Regions from separate parts of the Homo sapiens genome. Here region 2 is linked to region 1. Evidence: read pairs that join two places in POLR2A ChIA-PET (ENCODE). Cell type or tissue: IMR-90. All regions are shown on one strand. Each heading gives the region's core, and the rest is flanking DNA. Links, peaks and the distances in the headings are about the cores only.

What was found. Peaks named below come from ENCODE experiments on the same cell type or tissue, not always from the same donor. Only the 100,000 strongest peaks of a DNase experiment are listed, where the experiment ranks them.
Region 2: POLR2A ChIA-PET joins it to region 1 with 17 read pairs; 1 of 35 experiments calls an interaction of 5 or more read pairs at or near these places.

What each region holds. Positions count from the first base shown.
Region 1 is chr17:64,201,813-64,210,459 of GRCh38, forward strand. All of the region lies in intron 2 of TEX2 (testis expressed 2), which reads right to left. Among named protein-coding and RNA genes, the nearest start is that of TEX2, 57 kb to the right of the region's middle. In IMR-90, for the core only: no CTCF peak of the experiment used is centred there; a DNase peak (open chromatin) is centred at 4,199; H3K27ac peaks cover 210 bases.
Region 2 is chr17:63,981,433-63,990,079 of GRCh38, forward strand. No RefSeq gene overlaps it. Among named protein-coding and RNA genes, the nearest start is that of PRR29, 13 kb to the right of the region's middle. RefSeq lists enhancers at 5,433-5,986, 5,987-6,538. In IMR-90, for the core only: a CTCF peak has its summit at 3,918 (motif pointing left); a DNase peak (open chromatin) is centred at 3,849.

The sequences.
Region 1 (8,647 bases), core at 2,658-5,157:
GAGCAGGGATCATCATGTCTGCCAACCACAACTGTAACAAATGTTTGTTGACTGAATACATGAGGGAAGCCTAATTCAGAGGTGGCTGTGAGGATTAAATGAAATCTATGGGAAGCAGGAGTAAGCAGGAAGGCTAGCGAGCCCCTCACAGCTTATAAGTACAGTGCTAGCTGTGTGAGACGAACAAGCAAAGGAAGAAGCTGACGCCCTAATAAGTGCAAGGAGCTGTAGAGGTTACTTAGAAGACTTGGTCACTCTTCTAAAAAAGAAAAACCAAGGTAAAAATGCACAAAATAGCACAGAACAAGAAAATAACCCCAGAAACCAAAGATTTTCAGGACAGAAATCGGATGGGCTAAGTCTTATCTAGAGCAGAGAGGGGTATTGTGACTGGAGCCCATGTTTCCTGCCCCCTATCTAAGGCTCTTTCCAGAACACTACAGGCTTTGACAGGAAATCTTGAGAGGATCACAGGAGTTGCTACTTGACCCCACTGTCAGGAACCAGGTTGCAGACTGGCCTTAGGGAGGCTCAGGACAAGAGGCTGAGGCACAACTTTCCTCCAAGCCTCCCTAATTCTGCCCCTTCACACTCCTACTGACCTGAAACCAGGTTGCTCTTGCAGAAAGCAATTTCCCGGTGCAAACCTAATCACCTTTTGATACCATTAATCAGCCATTTCCCCCCACCCAGGATCTGACCAAGTCCCTGGATTAAGCTGCAAATGAAATTTCCAGATTTCAGCAATTGTCGAATCTTGAGAGAAGCAGCAACTCCAAGGTCTTCATCCTGTTCTCCATATAGTGCCCAACTATCCACTGCTCAGCTGTTCTAAAATTCTTAAGCCTGAATTTCTTACCAGGTAAAGTATTCATCCAACCTTGTTATGAGACATGGGAATGGGTATAGAGAGATATGGCATATAGATAGCAACATTCCATTTCAACAGCTCAACCGAAAACTCTGAGATGCTCTCAACCCACACTAAAGTGACTCAGACAAGCTTTGTTTCTTTCTGAAGCTAGAGCTGTTAAAATGGACACAGTGCACCCCGCTGGGGACAATGACCCAGTCAGCCAGGCTGCAGCTGTCTGGCCCACAGACTGGTCCTGTGATGGCATTTGTAAAAGGTCAGGGGTTTCTCTCAATTCTCTGCTGGATTTAGAAGCCACGTATGGCTGAAAGTACAAAACCACAATCTATAAAGGGGCCATTTAATATTTTAAAAGATTAAAAGCTACAATTAACCTTTTGCAAAATAATAAAGTCTGGAAGAACTACTACCGTGCTTTCAGTTACAGTGCCAATCAGAAGTTCAAGGCCAATGCTCTATTGCTCAGCTTGATACTGAGCTGACCAGAGAAAAGTGCCAGCCCTATAGCCCGAGGAAGTGATGAGAATTCAGGCACTGTGTGCCTGGCTGACAGCAGTAACAATGCAGCATGTTTTCACCCTGCTGACATGTGGCTGTGCTGGCATTTCAGTCCACCTGTCATTCAGATCCCTGTATCATTGCTTCATCAAGTGTATCAGGGAAGGAGCAAATCCTACACAAGAATAGAGCCAGGGCCTGAGGCCCCTCCTGTTGAAAATCATCTCTGAAGCACATAAAAAGGTAATTACTCTCTGTCTCCAAAACTAAAACATAAGCAGGATTTTGTCTTTACCAAGCCTAAACCTTTTTTGATGTATTAATGGTTTAGGACCAGCATCATCAGTATCAGAAACACAGCACCATAGATCATGGAGTTTGAGAATATGGCAGGGGTGGGACCGTCTAATAAACTTTATAGGTCCTGAGATACAAATTTGATTTTACCCATGAAAGGCAAGCAGACCCACAGACATCCAGAATTCATACTATAAATGATAGCCTTAAGCAGGGAGTCAACATTCAAAATAAATGCTGCTCAAAGACACTATAAAGAACATTAAAAAAAGAAAAGAAAGAAAGCCCATTAGGGGAGGGAAGCGCCGTTAATACCGTCCACATCCTCCAACTGCCTGCTTCAAGGTCACCTTCCCAGCAGTGACACTAGAAGCACTGGAGTCAGGGCTAAAGCCACAGCTTTATCCTGCTCTCCTATCCTCCAGTGCAGAATCTCCCAAACTCAGGTGGCCATAGAACATTTTTGAAATTATAATGCACTGACAGACAGTAATAGAATAGGAGATAACGTGGATTCAAATTAGAAAGGTAAAATGATCTCAGATGAACCACTGAAATGACCAAGGTCTGAGTTACATTAATACATGATAAACATTAAATCATATTAACAAGGGTTAAAATTGTAAGATAAATAGATCAGCAAGCAAATAAATTAGCAGCCTCTGTCACTTTTCAGATCACGCATTCTATCAAACAACTTTTTGGGTATGTACAAATATATACTTTACTTATAATTTATACACATGTCCCAATATATACAGCTTTTATATAAAGTACAGAATAGAAATAAAGAGCAAAAGATGAAATAATTATCCTTTTGATAATTTTTAGTTTTTCCAGTATGACAGCTTTGTACTATCTTCAGCTGACACCTTAAGGCACAATACATACACTCAAGGTGAGGATCACTGTTGATGATCCTGAGTGTAAATCTGTATTTCAGAGTCTTACTGATAATTTCCAAGGTTTTTGGCCAAAAGTCGATATATGGTCATCTGTATGTTAAATATCAGCAAGGCTTATTTACTTTCTCAACTAGAAAGAGCAAAGACTGATACAGACGGAAACTTTACTGTTTTCTTCTTGATTAGTGTCTTCTGCAACCCATTTGAACACCACTGAAAGAAGCAATGGAATGAAAACAGTGAGTCAACAACTATGGCCTGGGCACCCACAAAAAAACACGCTCATGCCCTAGAACCATCTTGCTGGCAAACTCATCTTTGGAGTACAGCAAACCTCTTCTTAACGGCTAATTATTGAACAATAATTACAATAAGAATCTTCGATGTTTTTGCTACTTTTCTTACAGAGTTCAGAAGGTATTTTCAGGATGCTAAAAACTGTACTTATATATAGGTAACCAGAATTACAATTCAGCCATGCCATAAGTTAATGAATTGAGTGAAAAACTGGCAAAATGTTGACAATTGTTGAAACTGGGTGTCAGGCACATGGGGGGTTCATTTTACTATTGCCTCTACTTTTGTCTGTATTTAATATTTTCATCAATAAATAGTTTAAAAATGAAAGTTCAAAAAAGTCATTTTGGGACTACCTGACATCCTTAACCATATTGTTCCTATGGAATTCAGGAAGCACGTTCCACACAGCTGCCTCTCCAACTTCAACACAAGGGGTACCTTCTGGTAAGTGAGGGCTGCCTGCATCAAAACATCTCACTGATTAGCCGTGCATGGTGATGCGCACATGTAATCCCAGCAACTCTGGAGGCTGAGGCAGGAGAATTGCCTGAACCCGGGAGGCAGAGGTTGCAGTGAGCCAAGATTGTGCCACTGCACTCTAGCCTGAGCGACAGAGCGAGGCAAAACAAACAAACATACAAACAAACAAACATCTCACCTGAAAACTATTCTACAAGGGGCACTGGGAAATAGCCATGTTTATAAAAACCATACATAAAAACTCAGGTAACCCATTATAGGGGCAGGATATTTTCAGTAAAGTATAATGTAGAAAGAAATGCACTCACATTTCTTGTCCTTACTCTAAGTTATAAGAGACCAACAAAAAGCAATCCAAGTCTCTTTGGGCTGCATGTAATGGCCATTTTCTCCTAAAGACTTGCTTACTCTAATTTCTTGAAAGAATTTCAACAAATTGAGATTAAATTTACAAATTGGAATTTCTCCTCAAAATTGATCATGTCCTCCCCCCAAAATTATTCTTTTATATATCAAAACCAAAGCCTATATTCAGGGAACCTATTTTTAAAACCTATCCCTCTTATTAAATATCTACATGTGACACAATCTAAAGAAAAAAAAGTTCTCCAAAATCCATTTCTATTAGTTTCTGCAATGGCCTAAATATAATTTTAGTCAAACTTGCAGGCCATATCTTTAAAAAAGAGATGGATTATCACTCTGGAAACCAATATGCTACTGCTGTGTTCTGCTGGTGGTTTATAAATCTGAGATAAAGAATTTGCTCGTGAATATAATTCAAAATTGCATCTGAGTCATATACTCAAACATAAATCCAAGACCCTTATGAAATCTTCAGGAAGCTTTTCATTATAAACATGTAGAAAGTTAGTGTGCAACAGGAATGGCTCTGAATTAAAAATAATCCTGGGCAAGGGACCATCTGATTTGGCTAAGCAAACATGCCAAGTGCAGTTTGCTGACTCTAAATGCCCCATTTTCCCCGTGCCCAAACCCACCCTTTCCCAAGGTCCCCAGCTTAGGGCATCTAGACAGTCACCCAACATAAGAACTCCTGAAGGCTACCACACAGGGGGTGTCACTACAGGGATGCCATTGGTCTGTGGCACACACGAGGCTCTTTGCCTTGAGCTAACCTGCCCAGCCCACCATGCTCTAAGTCCTATGAGCTTCTTCTCACATTTTGGTATTGGCCTTTGTGCCAATACCATGTGCATTCACATGCCACTTCCTGTTGAATGCCTGTAGCAACCTTTCTCCTATTTGCTGCTTCTCATCAGCTATGAACTCCAACATACTAAGAACAAGCAAGCTTTGGAGGAGGTCCTAAGAATTCTTCTGTGGACTTTGTGACAGCTCTTTGGCCACATAGAGGTCTTACTTTTTTTTTTTTTTTTTTTTTTTTTTTGAGACGGAGTTTCGTTCTTGTTGCCCAGGCAATAAGAGTACAGTGGTGCGATCTCAGCTCACTGCAACCTCCACCTCCCAGGTTCAAGCAATTCGCCTGCCTCAGCCTCCCAAGTAGCTAGGATTACAGGCATGCCCCACCACACCCGGCTAATTTTGTATTTTTAGCAGAGAAGGGGGTTCCACCATGTTGGCCAGGCTGGTCTTGAACTCCTGACCTCACATGATCCACCCACCTCAGCCTCCTAAAGTGCTGGGATTACAGGCGTGAGCCATCACACCCGGCCTCTTTTTTACTTATATTCTAGACAGTACAGCTGCTGATCAAATGGGTTCAGAGCGGGAGACGGCGGAGTACCATAGGGCCTAGACAACCACACAACAGTCTTTGAGATTAGCTACTACTTGGCTGCAAATTGGTCTTTTTGGTTTGTCATCCCATAAATGTATCACTGCTGCAGCATCATATATAAATACATATGTCTGCAGTGAGGACCCTGATAAAGTACACAAAAACTTTCCTTTTCTCCATTCTTTCCTCAGCATGTGAAGTTACACAGAAGAAAAACTGCAATGCTCCTTGAACTGTTCATGGAACCAGTAAAGGGGCAAGACTCTTAGTCCAGTCTGGCTGCAAGCAGTTCCTGGACCCATCAGTGAGAACTTATACGGCTCAGAGGTTCAAAACCACATGGTCTCCTAAAACAGTCCCTGAGCACCCAGCTCACTGCCTGACTGGTTCACAGCTCATATATGGAGTCCTCTTAGGGCATAAAGTATGCGGGATCTCGGTCCTGGGCTGGGCCTGTCTTGGAGATCTCGGTCGCAGGCAGGTATTATAGTCTTCCATATTGGTGAGCTTTTTAAAAAGGCTTCCGTACCTTCCCTCAAGAATTGCACCATCTTCTGTAAATACCAACTAAATTGGATCAGATGTACACAAAATAATTCAAACCAGCTCACTTATCCCCTGAAATCAAACATTTTCAATAAGTGGCTCTTTTGGCTTGCCCTAGAAACAAGTTCACAGGCCTGTTTTATAAAGAAACCAAGGTCTATCTCCTACATCACTTTAAAGCCATCAACCTGGAGGCAGAGTGGAAATCTGGAACTCATCACTGCCCACTTCTCCAATCCTCCACTTAGTATTTGCCTTTTTTTTTTCTTTTTTTTTTTTGAGACGGAGTCTCGCTCTGTCACTCAGGCTGGAGGGCAGTGGTGCGATCGCAGCTCACTGCAAGCTCTGCCTCCCGGGTTCACGCCATTCTCCTGCCTCAGCCTCATGACTAGCTGGGACTACAGGCACCCGCCACCACGCCCAGCTAATTTTTTTGTATTTTTAGTAGAGACAGGATTTCACTGTTAGCCAGGATGGTCTCGATCTCCTGACCTCGTGATCCACCCGCCTCAGCCTCCCAAAGTGCTGGGATTACAGGCGTGAGCCACCACACCCGGCCAGTATTTGCCTTTCTACTACTCCCTTTGCATTCAGGAGGGCAGCACTGCGTGAGCACTGGTCACAGGAGAGCAGACTTGGGTCACCAGTCGATTTCTAAGCAACAAATGTCAAGCTTCAAATCCTGTTAAAGATGGACTGTCTTGGCTTGTCCACTTTCAGAAAAAAAGCTTAGGAAAAGCTTTACTGTTTTGTTTTTGTTTTTGTTTTTGTTTTGTTTTTTTGAGACAGGGTCACACTCTATTGCCCAGGCTGGAGTGCGGTGGCATGATCACGGCTCAGTGCAGCCTTGACCCCCTGAGCTCAAGCGATCTTCCTGCCTCAGCCTCTCGAGTGGCTGGGACTGCAAGCTGCGCCACCACACCTGGCTTTTTAAACAAAACTTTTATAGAGATGGTGGTCCCACTATGTTGCCCAGGCTGGTCTTGAACTCCTGACCTCAAGCAATCCTCTGCCTTGGCCTTCCAAAGTGCTGGGATTACAGGGGTGAGCCACCACGCCCAACCAAAAGCTTTACTTTTTAGTAATTATTTTCATTTTCTTAAAAGATCACTCCTATTAAACCCTATTTTTTTTAAAGCAAGCATCAAGGATTTATTTTATTTTTTTAGAGACAGAGTCTCATTCTGTCACCCAGGCTGGAGTGCAGTGGTGTTATCATGGCTCACTGCAGCTTCAAACTCCTGGACTCAAGTGATCCTCCCACCTCACCCTCCTGAGTAGCTGGGACCACATGCATGCACCACCATACCTGGCTAATTATTTTAAATTTTTTGTAGAGATGGGATCTTGCTGTGTTGCCCAGGCTGGTCTCAAACTCCTGGCTTCAGGTGATCCTTCTGCCTCAGCCTCCCAAAGCTCTGGGATTACAGGTGTGGGCTACCATGCCCAGCTAGGGATTTCTTTTAAAAAGCAACATCACCAGGAGATGACAGGGTCAATACCAACTCACTGCTCAAATCTTCTGATAAAATCTCACTCCTTCATTCATCTACCCATCCATTCAGCCAACAATTACCTATCACATACCTAATACGTGGCAGGTGCTGAGGATACAAGATGAACAAGATGGACAGGGCCTATGCATTCATGAAGCTTATGGAATATTAGGGAAGACAGATAACAGTAAACTTGGGTCCTAAAGTTAATGTCAACGCTGCTAAATGTTTTAAAGTACCATAGTTTAAAAACGGTTCCCAAGAGTATAATCTCCCATTCAGTAAAATTAACTAAGTCCAAAGAACATTTGCATTTGAAATTAGCTTGTAACAGACAGCATATCCTTCTAATTCATAGTAGTGTCCCTTTTCTAAATAGAGAATGCATTCAGCCCAGTTTCTAAAAACAACACCGCATACCCAACAAAAGACTTCAGGCTAAAATATACTTTTCCTCTTTAGTAATGAAACCATTCTAAACAAGTTAAGGCTAAGAATGAAAAAAGAATTACCAAAGTGATCAGAGTTGTCCAAACAGCAATAAGGAAGAATAAATGCTTAGTCTATGACAGTTTGCTTGGATTAGGGGTGTCAGTCTATGAGAGCATTAAAGTACTTGTTCTCTACAAGGAAAATTCAAATACGTTTATCCTAGCCACTGTGGGCAAAACACCTTCCTTAAAAGAAAACACTGTCCTACAAGGCTCCACCACACACTAGCTGTGTGACCTTGGGCAATAACTTAACTTCTGTGGGCCTCCATCTGCATGAGCACATATACGCTAACTGAACAGGGTTGTGACGAGGATTGAATGAGATAATACACCCAACACTTAGCCCACTGCAGTGCTCAGCATCACAGTGTTGCCTTTATTCTTCCAGTGATCAGATCAAAGCAACCAGGCTGTGCTATAACATTAAAATCCCATTCCATCGGCACCCTGTGTAGTTAGTAAACTCTTGACATATCACAGTGATTGGATTGACACTAAGTAATTTACATCTGAGAAGAGGGTAGGAAAAAAACACTAAAGATTGACTGGATTAAAATTAAAATCTTCCTAAGACAAGTCAGTGCTCAAACCAGTTTAAACTGAATGCCACAGTCAGTCATTAGGTACTAGAGTTAATATAAGCGCAATTTTTCCTTGCTAAAGTTAGCACGAACTTACTTGGAGAGCACGTACTTCAGGTAGTCACTGCACCACCCTATCAGAAAAAGCTCAGCAACCACGCGTGAGTCATTTTTGCTCCACTTCATTTATTAACGCTAAGCTTAAGGGTGTCACATCCACAAGACTCAACACAGCTTCTCTTAAAGAAGAAAGTGTCATAACATATTGCCATGTGAAAGAAAGAAAAAAGGTCAGACTGCAAAATATATGATCCTATTAAATCAAAACAAAAAGAGTGGGTGAGTATGCATGTATGTGATGCATATCTTCATATATGCAGAAATTTTAAAAACCCAAAAAACTAGGATATATAC
Region 2 (8,647 bases), core at 2,881-5,380, 220 kb before region 1:
CCTACAGCTAACATTGCTTTGTTTTTCTTTTCTTTTCTTTTTTTTTTTTTTGAGACAGAGTTTCATTCTTGTTGCCCAGGCTGGAATGCAATGGAGCAATCTCGGCTGCAACCTCTGCCTCCTGGGTTCAAGAAATTCTCCTGCCTCAGCCTCCTAAGTATCTGGGATTACAGGCATGCACCATCATGCCTGGCTAATTTTGTATTTTTTTTTTTAGTAGAGACCGGGTTTCACCATGTTGGTCAGGCTGGTCTTGAACTCCTGACCTCAGGTGATCCACCCACCTCGGCCTCCCAAAGTGCTGGGATTACAGGCATGAGCCACCACGCCTGGCCTAACATTGCTCTTAATGGTGAGAAACTCAAAGCTTTCCCACTAAGATCATGAACAAGGCAAGGCTGTCCCCTCTCACCACAGCTTTCCAGCATTGGACAGGAAGTCCTAGCTAATGCAATAGGACAAGAAAAGGAAATAAAAGGTATTCTGACTGGGAAGGGAGAAATAAAACTATCTTTGTTCACAAATGATGTGATTGTCTAAGTATAAAATCAGAATAAACACGAAAATTTCTAGTACTAATCATGATAACAGCAGGGTTGCAGGATACAAGGTTAATATAAATCCAGGTGCAAGATTTTACATCTTCCTTTACTTAAGTTCCTTTTGCTCATTGCACCTCTTCACCTCCAGTCCTCTGAAGGTCAGCTGGATCTTGATTTTCCTTCAGTTCAAGGCCATCCCTCACAGCTAAGTGTCTCTGATCCTGTCCCAAATTATTGGCCAGGCAAATCTCAGGACAGATCTCCCTCCCTATCCCCATTATATCCTTCTAGAACCTTCCCTCATGGGACAACTACACTTTTGGCAAGAGTTCTTCAAACATCCAGAAATCCACCCAGCTGAAGTGCATCAGCCTGAAATCCCCCAAGTGGTCTCAGCCATGCCTCTGCCAGCCTGGAATATAAAAGCCACTGTAGGGGCCTGTCGTGGGGCAGAGGGAGGGCAGGAGGGATAGCATTAGGAGGTATACCTAATGTAAATAACGAGTTAATGGGTGCAGCACACCAACATGGTACATGTATACATATGTAACAAAACTGCATGTTGTGCACATGTACCCTAGAACTTAAAGTATAATAATAAAAAAAAGCCACTGTAAGGTACTAATATGGTTTGACTCTGTGTACCCACCCAAATCTCATCTTGTAGCTCCCATAATTCCCACATGTTAGGAGGGACCCAGTGGGAGATAATTGAATCATGGGGGTGGATCTTTTCTGTGCTGTTCTCATGATACTGAATAAGTCTCATGAAAATCTGATGGTTTTAAAAATGGAAAGTTTCCCTGCACAAGGTCTCTCTCTCTCCTTTCACCTGCTGCCATCCACGTAAGATGTGACTTGCTCCTCCTTGCCTTCCGCCATGACTGTGAGGCCTCTCCAGCCATGTGGAACTGTAAGTCCAATAAACCTCTTTCTTTTGTAAATTGCCCAGTCTGGGTATGTCTTTATCAACAGCATGAAAACTAATACAAGTACTCTTTTGGAAGATTGAGAATGAATGTAATCTGCCCCTCACTGCCTTCCCTGTTAACTCCAGGGCACATCCTTCCAGATGCAGAGGTGGCGGGTTGCTTGCTGGCCTTGCTCAGGCACCAGCCACCTCCCCTCTTGCCAACCAAGCATGCTCTTCATCTCTAGCAAAGCTGCTAGCCACCCACAAGGATCTAGCTGTTTTCTCTATGGATTGGGAGCAAAATGATCCAGTGCCATCTGTGGCCAGTGGAGACCCCACCCCCACCCCCAAGCTTCACCTGCAGTGGGGGCTCAGAATTGGAACTTCCTGGGAGTCTGAAACAGACCAGACTTCTTTTTCCTGGCCAAAGACAGCACCGGGCATCCGGGTGGCCCACTTCCCAAATTCCTGTGTTCCTGCTATGGCCCAGCTCCAGGAGTGAAAAATCCATCCCTATGTCCCCCGGGTTGTAAGTCTCAAGTCACAACATTTTCTCAGCTGGGGCAGGCTGTGGGTGGGGACGGGAAGGGGGTAGCTGTATTGTTTCTCTGCCAGCGCTTGGGGCCTGGAAAGGAGGAAGAGTGGCCTGTGCCTTGGCAGGCAGGGGCCTAGAGGAAGTCACCCCAGGTGGCCCTCCCCTCCTGGCCTGACACTCTGCAGAGGAAATCTGCTCTGAGAGACTTTGGAGGGAGGCCTGGAGCCAGGAGCCTCGGATGGAAACCTCCAGACACTCAGAGGCCCAGAGAGTTCCGGAAACCAATTGGGGTGATGTGGGGGTGGGCTCCTGCGTGAGGGGTGGGCTAAAGCTGATTGCATTTTCCATGGGGGCTCACTGGGTCAGAACAAGCCTCCCTGTTTTAAGCTCCTGATTCAACTGGCCTAATAACTTGTTCTACCCAAGGGATAAGAGTAACAGTGGTGGCCATGTTTATTTTGCACCTACTGTATGGTTGGTTTCCTATTCAGGATGCATGGGCAGGCCCTCCTTTCACTATCAGCCCCATTCCCTGACAATTTCCAAAGGCTCTCCAAGAACACTGGTTAGTTTTTTTGTTTTTGTTTGTTTGTTTCTTTCGAGACAATGTCTTACTTTGTCACCCAGGCTGGAGTGCAGTGGCACGAACGATCTCGGCTCATTGCAACCTCTGCCTCCCGGGTTCAAGCGATTCTCTCAGTCTCAGCCTCCCAAGTAGCTGGGATTACAGGTGCCCACAACCATGCGTGGCTAATTTTTGTTGGCCAGGCTGGTCTTGAACTCCTGGACTCAAGTGATCCACCTGCCTCGGCCTCTCAAAGTGCTGAGATTACAGGCATGAGCCACCGCACCCTGCCAACTGGTTAGTTTTTCCCCAACTTTCTTCCTCCTCTCCCAAACCTGACCCTTTTCCTCTACCCAGAGTGCTTCTAGCAGGCTCAGTTCTGATGAAATAAAAGCCCACAAACATGCTGGTTGGGTTTCAGGCACCGTGCCCACTTCCCACTAACTTCTCCCAGCTCATCTGTCGGCCCCAGAAGCCTTTTCTCCCCAGACACAAGGTTCCAGAGTGGGTTTCTCCTCCCAAGTCTGAGCCTTAAGTTAAAAGAATTTGTTGTAAGATGTGGAATTCTGAGCTTCAGTCAGCTTGGGAAAGATTTTCCATAGCGTGGGAGGGGCTGGTTTCTGGCCCCCAAATCTCCGTGCAGTCACCTGTAGTGCTGACGTGCACAGGCCCATGAGGTGGAGGCTTGAGAAATATTTCTAGATGAAAAGTTATCATGGACATGTTCATTTGGAGCTTATCACGTGCCAGGCACTGTCCCAGGGACTTCGCTTTCATCATCCTAGCTAACCAGCGGTGGAGCCAGGTCTTGAACGCAGCTCTCTCTCATGCCAAGCCCCTGCGCCTGCTACTACAGACTCGGCCTCCCTCCAGCCCCTTGGGGAACTCGGCTGGGCATAGTTGCCCTCCCTCAGCACGGGGCCCGCCCAGGTTGAGGTCCCACTCAGTTTGCTCCCTGGACTGGCCTGACTCTCAACCATCTATCCCCTTCGAAGGGCAGACCAGATCCTTGGGCCAAGCCCCTGAGAGGTGTGGGCTGGGGTCGGCATCTGGTAGGCCCTGGCAGGGTCGTGCTCAGGCCTCCTGGGGTTTTGTGCTGGGAGCTGTGTGTGGGAGGGGTCAGTGGGGGGAAGAGAACCACAGGTCAATTTGCACCAATTCACCCTCATATATCCCCTGACCCCCATATGGCCTACTTAGATGCATGCACATGCCCTCGCCAGTGTACACACACACACACGCGCGCACACACACACACACACACACACACACACTCATTGCCTCTATGAGTCATTTCCCAGCTGCTCAAAAGGGTGGGGAGGCTAATTTGTTCCACTCAGGCCCAGGGCTTCCTGCCCTCTGTTGGCTTGGATCTTTCTTTTACAATCTTTTCTAGAGATATGGTCTCACTATATTGCCCAGGATGGGCTCAAACTCCTGAGGTCAGTTGATCCTCCTGCCTCAGCCTCTCAAGTAGCTGGGACTGCAGGTGTGTACCACCATGCCTGGCATCAGATCTTTTTAAGGAGCCCCTGAGCATGATGGCCCCCCAAACTGGTGTGTGTACATCCTCTACACACACATCTAAGCCCACCTCCCCTGCCCTTAGACACATCGCCCCTGAACATAGAGCCACCTCCCTTCCCCTCCTTGCTCCTCAAAGCAGTGGGTCCACGGAGAGGCCACCAAGAGGCCTGCTCACACCTGTTCCTGGGCCTGGAGAACTCCAGGCAACCTGGCTCCCCATTCCCTCCATCTGTCCCCAGCCATCCAGGGAGGGTGGCCTTCGAGTCCTCCCGACTTGAGACAGGGGAGCTGGGGGCACAGTCACCAGCACTAGAGAAGAGGCTTTTCAGTAACAGCCTGAAACCTGGAGGAAGGAAAGGCTGACACCCAGCTCCCCTGCTCCCACGACCACGAGCACGCCCCCTTCAGGAGATGCGCCCTGCCGCTCGCTCTGGGAAAGTCCTCCACTGCAGAAAGTACTCCAGGGGTGTTTCCTCCCCAGCTACTCTTTGGAGAGCCTTCTCCAAAGCTAGACTGATCACGAACTTGCCAACCTCAAAAAAAGCTAAGTGTTGACAGCAGAGCTTACTGAAAGGTGGGCTGGAAGGACCTTGCTCTGCCGCTCTGGCGTCATGGCCATCATGGCCACATCTGCAAACCACAGGCCCTCATGGAAGGGGCTCTGCAGTCCACTTTATAGAAGGACCCTCACCCAGCTGGACATGGTGGCTCAAGCCTGTAATCCCAGCACTTTGGGAGGCTGAGGCAGGTGGATCACTGAAGGTCAGGAGTTAGAGACCAGCCTGGTCAACATGGTGAAACCTCATCTCTACTAAAAATACAAAAAAAAAAAAAAAAAAAATTAGCTGGGTGTGGTGGCGGACATCTGTAATCCCAGCTACTTGGGAGGCTGAGACAGGACAGTCACTTGAGCCTGCGAGGTGGAGGTTGCAGCGAGCCGAGGTTGCACCACTGCACTCCAGCCTGGGTGACAGAGTGAGACTCTATCTGAAAAAAAAAAAAAAAAAAAAAAAAAAAAAAAAGGTCCCTCACCCAAGGGAGACCAGATAGGGAAAAAAAGCCCATCCCTGACCCCCAGCTCCGAAGGGTGCCCAGAACTGAACAAAGCCATCCTTCTTGTAACTCTTTCTCTCTTCTTTTCCCTGGGATGAGACATTTTATGTCAGGGTCACAGACTGGCAATAGCCACAATAATACTGTTGAACACGTATGTAGAGCTGGTTACATGCCAAGCACTGTTCCAGGCACCTCACATGTCCACGAGCACATCAAATTCTCACCCTGATCCTGTTATCACCCCGATTTGACAGATGAGGACACTGAGGGACAGGGGAGATAAGTAACTCACCAGATGGTATTTACATAGTAAACTGGGATTGGAAGCCTGGCCCTCAGGGTTTGAAAGAAACTTGGGCTCTTAATCAGGAGGTGGACCATGACCTTCAAGCACCTATGGGGTAGGTGGGGGTGCCTGGTTTCACAATCCAGTTCAAAAACAGGATGGGGGCCAGCAACTATTGGAGTTTCACTCTTTCCTTTTACGCGAGGGCTCTTGGCAGAGGGCCCTGCCCGGGCACTGTGGCTTCCCCACCACCTCTACTGTCCCTGGGTTCCTTGAGCCCCCCTCTCTCCTCCAGCAGCCCCATCCCCCCAACAAGGGCTGTTGACTGAAAACTGCAGGGAATAAAAATAGCTGTTGCTGATGAGGCAGAATGGGGGCCAGAATGCATGAAAGGCTGGGGTGAGGGTGCTGCAGGGAACCTGGGATCCCCCAGCCCCAACGAGCACCTTCCAATGGAGCCACGGGGGACCTGGCCTGTCCCTGCCACAGCAGGGCTGGGGACCCCTGCCGAAGTCACCAGAACTGCTGGGAGCCCCACATCTGCCCCAGCCGTAGGGCTGCCCATGAGACCCACTGCCCTCTGCCCCGACCCTGCCTTGCACCAGTCAGCTTCCTCCCCAGGGAGCGGGGGCCTTGGCTTCTGTGGACAGAGCCCTGTCCACTCGTGAGCTGTGCGCCCCGGGGAAGTGACAGGAGTCAAGGGCCTGACTGTTTCTATAACCTGTTCCCTGGTCCTTGACACCCTCCTCCAGCGTCCCCTCCCTTCTCCCAAGCTGCTCTCTGAGGCCTCAGGGCCAGATTTTCCGTTTGAAGAGAGCCTTTCCACCCCTCCCTGAAGGTTCCAATCCTTCCTGCCTCTCTGGTTAAGCCTCCTCCAGGAGCCTTCTCAGAACCCCGCCCCTGCCCTGAAGATGCACTGTCCCCACCCCCACCACCATCAGATCTGTCCTCCTTTCTGATGGCCAGAGTTGCCCCCAAAAGGCAGACACCTTTTCAGAACCACCCCAACACTTGACAAGGAGTTCTATGTCTTCAGCATCAAACTCGGGGCTTCCCTGGGCCTGGCCTGGGGTCATGGCAGAGACCCTGGCGACGTAAGTCAGCAGAGCAGGTCTCGACCAACACTCAGGCCAGCCTGGAGCTGAGGAGAAGACCCCTGAGGCTGAGCTCGCACCCCATGCAGGTTTCCAACCAGAAATGATGAGCAGGGCCAGGCTGGGATGGGAGCCACCTAGGAAGGACCCTCCGTTGCCTTCCCCAAGCCCCCTAAAATCCCAGCACAATTCCTTGAGAGATGCCAGGGATGGAGAGGGGGAGGGCTGCTGAGGAGCCCGGGGGCAGGGCACATGTGGCCAGGGGGCTGGGCAGGCCCTTACCCAGCTCATCTTTGCTCGGTTGCCCTGCCTGACACAGGTTCCAAGGCCCTTGGGTCTATTTACGTGGTCCCGCACAGGTGATGTGGCTCCAAATGCTAGCACAGTGACCATAGCTGTCCATACCACTGCCACACAGAGTGAGGCCACTGGCCACAGGCAGGGGACTTGGGGATGGCCCAGAAGAATCCGGAGGGTCCTGGTAGAACCAGCCCTCCCTGCCTCCAAACTACATCCCCCCAACTCCACTCAGGCCACTCTGCCTTCTCCACCAGCCACGGCCCACCCCAGCAGGGAGGAAGGGAGGGGGCTGTGTTCTGTGCCAGCCCCGACCCCCGGACCCCACTCTCCGGCCCTGTGTCTCCTCCTAAGACCCCCCGCCCCCAGACCCCTTCTGGTCCCCCAGAGTACCCTTTTTGCTGTGGTCACATATTTTTCCCCTCAAGCTGGGCTTTCTGGCTCCCGTCCCCATGTCCCCCTCGCCTTCCCGGCAGGGCTCAGCGCTCTTGACTTCTCTAGGAAAAGAGCCCAGCCGTGCCGGGTGGGCTGGGGGAGGGGCAGGGACGTGGGCAAAGCCTGGGATGTGTCCTCTGCTGGCATCTCGCAGATTCCTGTTCTCAGCAGAGCAAAGGAGCCGCCAGCACCCCCCACCCCGGCCTCCTGCCGCACTCCTCCCCCCACAGCCCTGCCTCTGAGCCATGCAAACAGGCCAAGCAAAGTCACTGTTTCGGCTCCTTGCTCTCCTCTCCTGAAGAAACTGCAGCCCCGTTCTGTGTCCCTTGGGTCACCCATGCCCCTCCGGAGCCGAGCCTTAGCCCTTGGGCTGTTTGTGACCAGAACAAGGAACCTTGCTGAGGGCAAGGACAGCTCGCCAGGCCGGGGCAGAGGGAACCGATGACGGGACAGAGAGAGGCAAGTCTGGGGCTGGAGAGAGGGTCCAGGCACCAGAAGATTCGGCAGAGGCTGCGGGACAGAGCAGGGTCGGGCCGCAGAGTGGGCAGGCGGTCAGCAGTACCCAGAACAAAGTGGTGACTTCCTTGGAGCCAGGCTGGGGTTGGGGCCAGAGAGTCCTGCCCCTCGGGGTGGCCTGCCCCTCGGGGTACCCGGCCTGGGGCGGGTGTGGGGGTGCAGTACTCACTATTGGACGGGAGCAGAGCGGTTGCTGACAAGCCCAGAGCGCCGTGCCCACCTCAGGCTGGGGCTGGAACTCTGGGGGACTTGGCTGGGGGGCCGGGCCGGCGAGGACAGCTGCTGCCGCTGATGTCACAGGGTCATGAGTGAAACCTGAGGACTGGGCCAATCTTCAGGTGGGAGCCTCAGCCACAGTTCCCTCGCCGGGTGTACTCTGGGCTCAGCCTGCGACCACTTGGGCTCCAGCCTCACTGCTCCAGGAGTGACAGACTCCCGGGCACACGCACCCATTCACAAGGGCACACAAACACTCACTCACTGGGACACATGTATTAGCCCACATAGGTGGTTCTTCTCCCAACCTCGACAGTTTACACAGGCTCATCTCATACTCGAATCTCCACACTTATTCCCAGAAGCACTCCTGAGGTACGCGCTGGCTTACACTCACACAGTCGCTGGCTCACTCTCACAGTCACTCGAGTGCACACTCACGGACGCACCCACACAAAAGCTGTGCTCCCACAGGCTCAGTCATGTGCAAATCACCCTTCATACGTTCACGCAGATGCTTCCTCTGCTGTTACACCCGTTCACACACATGCCGCCAGCTCACACGCACAAACACACTCACACCCGCGCAGCAGGCTTGTGCACATACACATGGCTTCTAGTTGTGCCCACAGTCACATTGTGCCCTGAGCAACACAAATGCCATA